2 separate regions of the Homo sapiens genome follow, and region 1 is linked to region 2. The links are chromatin contacts, found by Hi-C in ENCODE. All regions are on one chromosome and are shown on one strand. The core of a region is the stretch at or near the end of the contact, and the rest is flanking DNA. Distances in the headings are between cores, read along the strand shown.

Region 1 (4,786 bases), core at 976-3,475, 1.7 Mb before region 2:
ATTACAGGTTTGAGCCACCACGCCGGCCTCTTTTCTAGAATATTTTCTATTTTGCCCTTACAGTTTTTCAATGCTAAATTTGCTGATTCTTGAAAACCTAGAATTTTGATTATGAATGCATAAAACTTAGCTTGGGATAGCATTTATTATATTTAATCTTCACATATAGGTTTATGATATGTTCCTCTACTTAAGTTTTTTATACCAACCTTTATGGCCACTTGGAAAAAGGATAAGTAGAATGGGAAATCAGAAGCCAGACTGCATGCAGCTGGGTAAGGAGTTAACAGAAGACCAAGAAATGGAAACAATTGAGAACATTTTATTCCTTTGAGGCATTTGGAGAAGAGAAAAATGAAAGATAGGGTATATGAAACTGAAAGAAGAAATTTTCAGGAAAGGAAGAATTTATGACTATAAACAGAAATAAGCCAATGGGGAATGACACTGAAGATGAGAGAGGATACTTGATGGAAAGAGAAAAAGATCAGAAGGTGCTAGGGATAGGAACAAAAGCATGCGTGGTAGGAGGAAAGATGCAGGAAGATAACAGGGAAAAGGTGAAGGAACTGGCTAATTGAGCCAAATACCCTAGATTAGCGTGCTCAATTATATTTTAGAACTAACTTTGATGTACTGTGCAACATCTCTACTACTTTAAATAGTGGGTGGCTATCACAGTGCAAGAGGACACATCTGTTCTATTTCAACAGTTAAGTATTAGTCTCCTAACTCACCTCTTTTCCCTTATACCCATCTAGTGGCACTTAAACTTGTTTACTTAATTGGCAAAGGCTTCATACTGCAGTAATTTTGCTTCTAAGGAGGCATTTTTCTGTGTTGGTTTCCTTTCCCGGCCAGAGGCTGCCATAGAGTGGGATGTGGGACTGAATTTGGAAGCAGGGTTGGAGGGGTGTGTGTTGATTAATAACCATGGATGGATTTCATCCCGTAAATTGCACAATCCCCACCTCCAATCTATCAGGCCGTTTTTGTGAACCTCTGAAAAACGGTTTATGATTATACACTTGCTTAAACCTAACTGTTCCATCTGCTATCGGATAAGACAAGCTTCATTTTTTTCTTACATTTGGCTGTACTTACCACAGGTGCTTTAGGGCTGGAGGTGAAAGGATGCAAGTAACAATCTTATTGTGCCTACAAGATTTATAATGTGGGATGCAACAAAATTCTGTTATGTTCTTGCACGGAAATACCCTCAATGGGGAAGCACTGCTGATACTTAAATGACGATTGAAGGATTGTACGCCTGTATGCTGAGCTACAACGATGACATACGATCCCAGTTTTACATTTACGTCTTCATCAATTTGAGCAGTCGTTATGTTTCCTACTATTCTCTCCACAAGAAAGGGGGAGGTGCGTACTCCAAAAATGTGCTCAACTAAAATGTTTCCCATTTAAGGTGGTTATTTCTGGCACTAGGAAGACAGTTAAATATTTGTTAATGATTCCTTACTCATTTTTAAAACCTTCGGAGTTACCCCTGTATGGACATATATAGAGCCCCACCCACATAGCCCACGGCTGGGTATCAGCCCCCATTTCCCTTCTCTCGCCACTGCCAGTAGTCTACCAAGTGAACCTGCCTCATCCCAAAGATAATTTTGCTTCATGAGCCCACATATTTATTCTTCTTCATAATGAGTCGCTTTTGAAAAGCCCGTGCAGCAACAGCCTTGGCCAAAGGAACAGCGTTCTGCTTACAACTTAGCTCATCTGGGGGCCTATTTGCCCCTGGAACTTCAGGACGCTCCTAAACTATACTTGCCCTTCTGCAAACACCGACAGTCGGCTCGCGGCGCCCCACCGGGACGCTCCCCTTTCATGGGCTGTAAGCCCAGCACATGCTGGAGTTTAACACGGTTCCTGCTGGATGCGCACAGAAGCCCTGGAGCCAAGCAGGCGTGTGCGCGTTTGGGGCTGGCTGTGTGATGGGTTGAGGGTCGGCCGCACAGCCCACGGAAGCATCAGGAGACCAGCGCCGGCGTACGGTGCGGGCTAGGGCAGAGCCCCAGACTCACCTGGCAGCGCTGCCGGCCGGAAAGCGGAGAGGGACGCGAAGATCAGCAAATTCGCCAGTTTGGATCCTTGTCCTTTTCCGCCCTTTTCCCCCCATTAAATCCAGAACCCGTCACATGATAATTAAGAAAAAACTTCAGTTCCGCCTCCTCAAACGACTGCGGTAGAGGATCTCTCAGTTCTACCTCAGTGCCGCGCCCACATCCGGGGCTGGTTCTCACCGCCCCTGAGCCTACCCTATAGGTAGAGAGGACGCCAATCTGGATTCAGAGGTCCCTTTTCCGCGGTAATTGGACCATTTGTCCGCCAGTGCAAACCAACCGACCTTTCCTTACTTTCGGGTTCGACAGAAAGGCGGCAATAAAAAGACCCATTGGTCCCGCCTCTCTACTGTCACGGGTTAGTAGGGAAGTCAGTCCAAGATCAGCCTGGAGTTTCCGTGCTCCCATTGGGCCCACAGATGTTAATCAGAGCAGCCGGCGCTCAGCTCCGCCCTCTCGGGACGCCCCGCCCCTCCTCCCATCCTCCCTGCCCGCGCGCAGTGACTGCAGGCTCCGGCGCAAAATCCTGCGGGAGAGGGGGTGGGGCAACCCTCTGGAGGCAGCGCGCCCGCGGGCAGCCTCGTTGTGGCTCCTTGGGCTCTGTTGGCGGCGGCGCTAGCTTCGGAGTCTCCCGCGCGCACCTCAGCCGCCTCCTAGCGGCGCGGCGCTCGCTCCTACGGTAAGAGCGGCATCACCTCCGCGCTCGGGTGGGCAGTGTGGAGGTCGTCGAGTTCTGACAGAATTTCGAGGATGGATCGGGACGAGGGAGGAGAGCGGTCGTCGGGATGGAGGTGGGGGCTCCGGGGCCAACGCGTCGCCCTCCGTCGCCGGCGACTTTCCCGGCAGTCTCCCGTACCTGAGGGCCGGGGTCAGCCGCGACCCCTTCTCATCAGTCGGCCGGTGGCGGAGGCTCAGCCGCCTTCCTCCCGAGCTCGCGCGGTCCTCAAGTCTTGATGGTGACGGGCCGAAGCCCAGCGCGCCACCCGCCCCTCGGGCCCCGCTTCCAGGCCCCTGTCCTTTGCTTCCTTCCCTTGGCGCTGTGCTGAGGGGTCGTCGGGTCCTGGAAGGGCGTTCAGGGGTCTCGGGTGGCTAGCCCGGCTGGCGGGGAGATGTCAGCTAGCGGCCGGAGGAGCGGGCTCGGGAGGGGGCGGCGGCTCGCGCGCTGGAGGAGGTGGAAGGAGGGTCGCTGCCCTGCCCCCTCTGAGCAGGCGGCAGTCGAGTTTTCTGATCCCAACACGGCGGAGTGGGTGCTTAAGGCATGGGCCTTAAGGGATAGTTCCCGTCTGGAAACAATACCGTGCTCCATCAGCATGCTTCAGCTTTTCTTATTTTTATCTGCCCAGTGTTGACAGCCAGCATTCTGGTATTGTCCTTCGAGTCATGGCTTTCTAACTCAGCACCTCCTTGTGTAACTTCAGGGATCATTCTGTCACTAATCTGTCACCCTTCTTATTTTTAGCGTGGCGAAAACAAGGAACTGCCTTATACTAACCTGGGCAGTGCAGAATCTGGAACAATTTATTAATCTCAGTGTGTACTTTACATGCCAAGTAATTTTGAAATTCATGGTGAATATTAAATATTTTGTAGTTTTCGGTTGCTTTCTTTGTTAATAGTATATCCTCCTTGCTTTGAGACTACTTTTCAGGTGTGATACTTTAATCTTAAGGTTTTTGGTTAGCTTTTGCCATTTTTAAACGTTTCTTTCATTTTTTTTTTCTCCAAGACTTTGGCAAGAGACTTAGTATTTGATCTTGTTTTCAGGTATTTTTGTAAAGTTTATTTTCTTTCAAACTGGGCTTTTTTCACCATATTTTTAATATTGGAAGGGGAATTCTGAAAGTCTGGAAACTGCACACTTTAGCCTAAAGAGTCACAAAACAGTATAACAATTTGAAATCCTAACTTGGATATGGTGTATGGACTGCAAATTTTAAGAGAAGGAAATGGATATGCGTTATCAGTTGTAGTGGCTCCACCTCCATAACGTAGAGGAGAGGAATCTGGAGGTCTGCGGAGAATGAGCCATGTCTGGGGCCAGAAACAGTGGTTCCAGGAAATATTTTTGCCCCAGAAATAGCCTGCCTCCCACACAGACTGGCTGTCTGAATGCATCTGATAGTTTTAAGTTAGGTGTTAGTGAGGTGGAGAGTTTTCGTGTTCCAATTTTGACCACTTTCTGGTGGAGCATGAAAATGTGGTGAGTAAACAAGTATAGTATACAATGGGGGCACTCTTGCATAGATAGTCAAGCCTCCAAGAGTAAACTTTTTTTGAGCCCAAACTGGCACTGGACAGTTGGCCCTAAAAATGAAGAAGGTGGCCCACCCAATTTTTAAACCATGAACTTTTTTTGGCTGGTCCATTTAATGCAAAATTGCAAGGAATATGTAATGAAAAAAACCTTCACTAAACTGAAGAGAATTTAGGGTGTCATGTGGATAAAATGAAACTCGAAAATAGTTGGACTACTTGTATATTATTTAATCATTTTAGTCCTGTGAGATGGGTACTGATTACTGTCATTTTATAGATGAGCAAACCAAGACTTAGTTTAACTAATTTGTTCAAGATTTCTTCACAAATGAGTCAGTAGAGGTGAGATTCACACCTAAGCAGTCTGATTCCAAAGCCTACATTCCAAGCCATTATACTTTATTACCACAATAAAATTGGCTTCTTGGAGACTTTATAGTAGGAGA
Region 2 (4,839 bases), core at 899-3,398:
TTGACTTATAATAACCTATCTCAATTTATTACCTCTTAATACTCAAGAATACCCAAGGAAAACATTTTCTTGTATGGCAATTTACATTTAAGAAACCTTGCCCAGTACTTCTTTTTATCTTGTTTATTTTAAAACAAGTTTTTTAGAGAATAATTTAACAGTGCGGTACATCTCCGTAAAAGCATTTCTTAGTAGTTGATCATGATTAAGCGGCAAAATGCAGGTAATGACATGCTCAATTCCACCTTTGAGTCAGGACAAACAGTGTACATCGACGACAACAACAAACCCTTATGCTAATATGCCTGTGACGCAAATATCCATACATACCGCACACGAATTGTGCAGTGAGCTAAAAAAGAAAACAGAAAAGAAAAAAGCTACTACTTTATTCTACTTAAAGTTGTCCTCTATTCAAACTTTTATCTCACTCTTCTCTCCTTCTGCACCATAATTTTCTTTCGAGCAAAGACAGGGAGTTCTGGATGATTCCAATCTCCCCAAATCCACATCACAGCCTCCAATTGAGGTTCATTTAAGTCAGGTTGGAGCTGAGGGAGCCTGGGCTGGAACCGGCCAGGGTTTCATCCAGCTCCTCCCCCAAAACACGCCCCCCAAATCGGAGCCAGAGGAGAGCCCAACCACAGAGGACTTCCACTCAATGAGGGCAACCCCTGAGTAAAGTCCATGCGGACAACCATTCATCTCCTCCGACAACCATTCATCTCCTCCGACCCCCGCCCAGCACTAGACTGCGCTCCTAGCACCGCGCCTTCTTCCGGAGCCTCCTCCCCCGGGCTGGCTAGGGGTGAGCGCAGGGGTTAGTCAGTACGCACGTGACGCGCGATGCCCACATGACACGACCGTGAGCGGGGGAGGGGGACACGGAGTGAAGAAGGGGAAAAGTTACAGAAGACCCGTCAAAGCGCCCAAAGCAATTTGTCCCTTCTTTTCTTCGCCAGCGGTGGCTCACGGATCCCTAAGGGACAGCTGGGGACCCAGGCGCCCCCAGCCCAGCCCCAGAAACGCTGGACGCAGTTCTCCGCTCACCCCACCACCTTCTCTTCCCAGACCCGCTGGTGATGCCGCTGCACCCTGAAGTTGCTCCTTCCTTCTTTCCCTCCCTTCCTCCCATTCTTTCTTTCTTTTCTTCCTTCCTCCCTTCCCCAAAAGCTCTTCATCCGCTTCGGGTGATGCCACTGACGCACATTCAATTTGCCCCAGCAGCTCTGAGGAGGTCAGACCAGGCCGAGCACCTTCCAAAGGGGAGGGTCTAACTGAGCAAACAAAGTTGCACGCCACACCACAACCTGCCCCTCCCCTCCCTTTAGCCCCCAAGTCGAATCCCCGGCGAAACTCACTTGCACTGCGGGTGCTCTCTGGCCCCCACCCCATCATCGCGCAACACACCCCCTTCAACATGCGCGGCCACCCTTTCATTGCCCTGCGCCCCGAGCGGTCCCACCGCCCGGCAAAACACTGAGCAAGCCGCTGCTCTCACCTTGCTTGACACACTTGAGCCGGAGGGGGTCCTTGCAGTGTTTGATCACGGCCAGCACGTCCCTGATGGTGAGCCCCGCCACGGGGGTCTCGTTCACCTCCAGCAGCAGCTCCTCCGACACCAATTTGCTGCCGCTCTCATAGGCCACCTTGCCGGGCTTCACCTCCCCCAGGTAGGGGAACTGTCCATTCTCGGCGCCCCCCTTCAGTTCAAAGCCCAGCTGGCCCTCCGGGTTCCTGCCAATGACACTCTCATGGACTTTGCTAGTCCAGTGGCTTTTCTTTTTCAAGCTTTTGGACATGGCAGTGGGGCGAGTCGCCTCAGTTCCTGGGCTCCTTGGGGTTAGGGGGGCTGGTGGTGAGAGAATGAGGATGGAGGAGCAAGGGGGCCCAGGGGGAAGAACAGCAGACTTTGCCTTCGCCCCCCTCTATTCGGTGCTTTCCCTCTTCTTTGGATGGAGTGTGGACGAGGAATGGGGAGGATGAGAGGGACGGCTGGGCAGAGGTAGGAGAGCTTGGATGAGGTTGTGCTGTCCCTTGAATGACACTCAAGGCTGTGGCCCCGCAGCAGAGGAAGCAGTGGTGGTGGCGTCGGCGGCGGCGGCGGCGGCAGCCGGAGCGAGCAGTAGCCGAGCTGGTGAGCGGGTGTGGTGGGGGTGGGGAAGGAGGGTAGGGATGCCGGGGGCCACTCCTGCGTGGTGCGAGTGGGAACGCGCGCGCGCGCCTGGGTGTGTGTTGTTAGCTGATATCCATGGCAGCTGCAGTGGCAGGGTGCGTGTGCGTGTGTGTGTGTGTGTGTGTGTGTACTAGTTCTACTGTACTGGCAGACGGGAGGAGGCAGGGGAGGAGGGGCGCGCGCGCCGGGTGGGGAGCCACGGAGGGCTTCGCCGCTGCCTCCCTCCCTCCCTCCGCAGCTTGACCCGGTAGTGAAGGCAGAGAGAGAGGCAGGCTGGGTCCGCCTGGCAGCCTACGGGAGGAGGCGGGAGCCGGGAAGGAGGGGAGCCTAGGCCCGGCGTGGGGAGGCCGGCAGGAAGGGCCTCGAGCCCAGTGCGGACCTTTCTTCAGCCTCTGTGCGACCGAGCCGCGCGCCAGGCTCCTGTGCGAGGAGGACGCGCTGACTCCCTCCGACCTGGGCTCCGATGGAGCAGAAATAGCGGGACCTGGACTTGTGGCGCGCCTGGTGCCACATCTCGGGCTCTGCGAGCGTCCTGGCGCGGGATCCTGCCGTGAGAAGGAGTTGGGGCGGGGGACCCGGCGGGGCATTGCGGGAGAAGGCCTGGGATCCCTGGGAGCCTTGTAGCGTGGGGGAGTTCACTGTGTAGAGAGGTTTCATGTCTTCATCTATATAGTCACTTATTTGTCTTAAAGTTCTCGAAATTCCCTCTTAGAGAAGGAGAAAGTTAGAGAACTGGAGGCTGCGTACCCTGATTACGCAGAAGGGAAGCAGCCTCGCATTCCCCGGGGCAGGCCCCCGCCCGCGCGTCCCGCCAGTAGGGGAATTTAGCGGACGGCTGCGGTTGTCTGGTGAAAGGCTATCCAAGGATAAGGGGCTTCACTTTTCCCAAGTAGGGGAAAGAGAAGGGGTCTACAGGGCTAGGGGTGGAGGGAGCGGATGCAGTGAGCAGCCTCCGCAGAGAAATTGACAATTTAACCAGGGACCTGCGGCAGAGACAAGGCGGAGACACTCCCTTGCCCAGGAAAGCCGCCAGAGTCCGGCTTGTACCTGGGGAAGAATCCTTAAGACGGTCTGGCCCAACACTCCTTTGCTCACAGAGAAAGGGGAGAAGACTCCCGAGGGTGAAAATGGTACATTCGGAGCTGGAACTCAGCTCGCTGACCCCAAGCAGTGTTCCCTTCTTTTCGCCAGGTTTGCATCCAAGAGAGGGGAGGACAGGGGCAAAAGGATGCAGGGAGGCTGCTGATTTCCACTGAAGAGCTAATTTCCTGTGAGACATTAACAGTGATTTAAGAAAAAGATTCCTGTAACTGGTAAATGAATTTCATTTGCTTAACTTTTAGATGATATGTTTCAGGCAAAAAAAAAGTTGTGCACCCACTTATCTCTTTAAAGCGGAGGATGAAAAGCATTGAATAGGTAGGATTCTTAATGTCTGAGATGAAGGCGATGTAGGAGGCAAACAATACGGTTAAAAATGTTGAGTCGACCCAAACAGAAAGACCAGGTTTCAATCCAGACTCTGCGGCTTACTGAGAATATGATCTTGAGTAAACTGCTTGACCTTCCTGAGCCTCAGCTTTCTTAGTTGTTAAATGGACTTTAACAATACTAATCTGTTAGGACTGTGGTGAGGATGAAATCAGGGAAATCAGTCACAGCAGTGCTCTCCTGGCACAGGTGAGTAGGAGTTCGAAATGATAATTCCCTCCTCTTTCCCTCTTAGGTATAACTTACTACTTGGGGATGAGGGGGATCAAATGTAGTCAGAACTGGAAGAGATCTTAAAAAAAGATGATTTGTTTAACCTTGTGTCTTTTTTTCACTTGAGAAAACAGATCCTCCGTAAGTTGGCTGCACTAGTTGAAGCTTATTCAGTGAGCCAGGGGCAGTGCCAGGATCTGAAGCCAGAGCTGCAGGCAATGCCCAGGAGTAGGCAAGACTTGATAGCAAAGCCTAATCTCACCCAGAGAAGTTGAGTGTTAGCATTATGAGGCATAGTTCTAAATGGAAACTCATCATGAGAACCGAATATATACATATTGTAAAACCAAATGACAAGCTACCATTCATGGAATATACTAATATTTATTAGGTTCTAACTACATGCAAGATGTTGTTTTATAGGCTTTACACATAATACTTAATTTCTCCTGACATTTTGATAAAATAGGTACTGTTATCTCCTTTTACAGGTAAGGAAACTGAGGTATACAAGGATGAACTTTTGCAAGGCTACAAATCTTGTTAATAGTGAAGCTAACGTTCAGACCCAAGTGGTTCGGCTCTAGACTTTGTCTCAGTTACTGAATTGAACTCTCTGTGCACTTACGATGTGTCATACCAGTTCTCACTACATAGTGTCCCAAAAGATTGGGCCTGCTCTTTCTTTCAGAGACAATTAGGAAAAAAGTAAACAAACGGAGCAGGATTTGGGCATAACAGCATGCTCCTCCCATCCCCCAAATCCCAGGAGTGTCACTGAGGTCAGTGCCAGTTAACTTAGTGCTCTTCAACTTCACAGCTACCCTTCTTTGCCCTAAATTGTGACATTAGAGCTGAAATCTGTAAACGTCTTTATGGTCAGTTGGCACAGTGTTTAGCTTTGTCAATAGAAGGTGCTAGGGGAACACTGCAGAAAGAAAGGGGCTCCTTTTCTTGGT

The links. Hi-C counts contacts between places; a loop is a spot of excess contacts on that map. Pooled maps may share reads with other maps.
Region 1: a map of ascending aorta shows a loop between it and region 2 (6-fold over the local background). The contact joins the promoter of TMEM60 here to the promoter of MAGI2 in region 2. A Hi-C loop is called at or near these places in 3 of 168 maps with a recorded cell type or tissue (ascending aorta, chondrocyte and ovary) and 11 of 50 pooled maps.

What each region holds. Positions count from the first base shown.
Region 1 is chr7:77,796,209-77,800,994 of GRCh38, forward strand. TMEM60 (transmembrane protein 60) reads right to left here and starts at 2,226. Exons shown (of 2, transcript NM_032936.4): 1 at 2,046-2,226. PHTF2 (putative homeodomain transcription factor 2) reads left to right here and starts at 2,565. Exons shown (of 19, transcript NM_001395272.1): 1 at 2,565-2,763. RefSeq lists an enhancer at 1,986-2,095 and a silencer at 2,506-2,645.
Region 2 is chr7:79,451,519-79,456,357 of GRCh38, forward strand. It overlaps MAGI2 (membrane associated guanylate kinase, WW and PDZ domain containing 2), which reads right to left and starts at 2,149. Exons shown (of 22, transcript NM_012301.4): 1 at 1,502-2,149. The coding sequence starts at 1,802. MAGI2-AS3 (MAGI2 antisense RNA 3) reads left to right here and starts at 1,439. Exons shown (of 4, transcript NR_038346.1): 1 at 1,439-1,673; 2 at 2,069-2,137. RefSeq lists an enhancer at 595-889.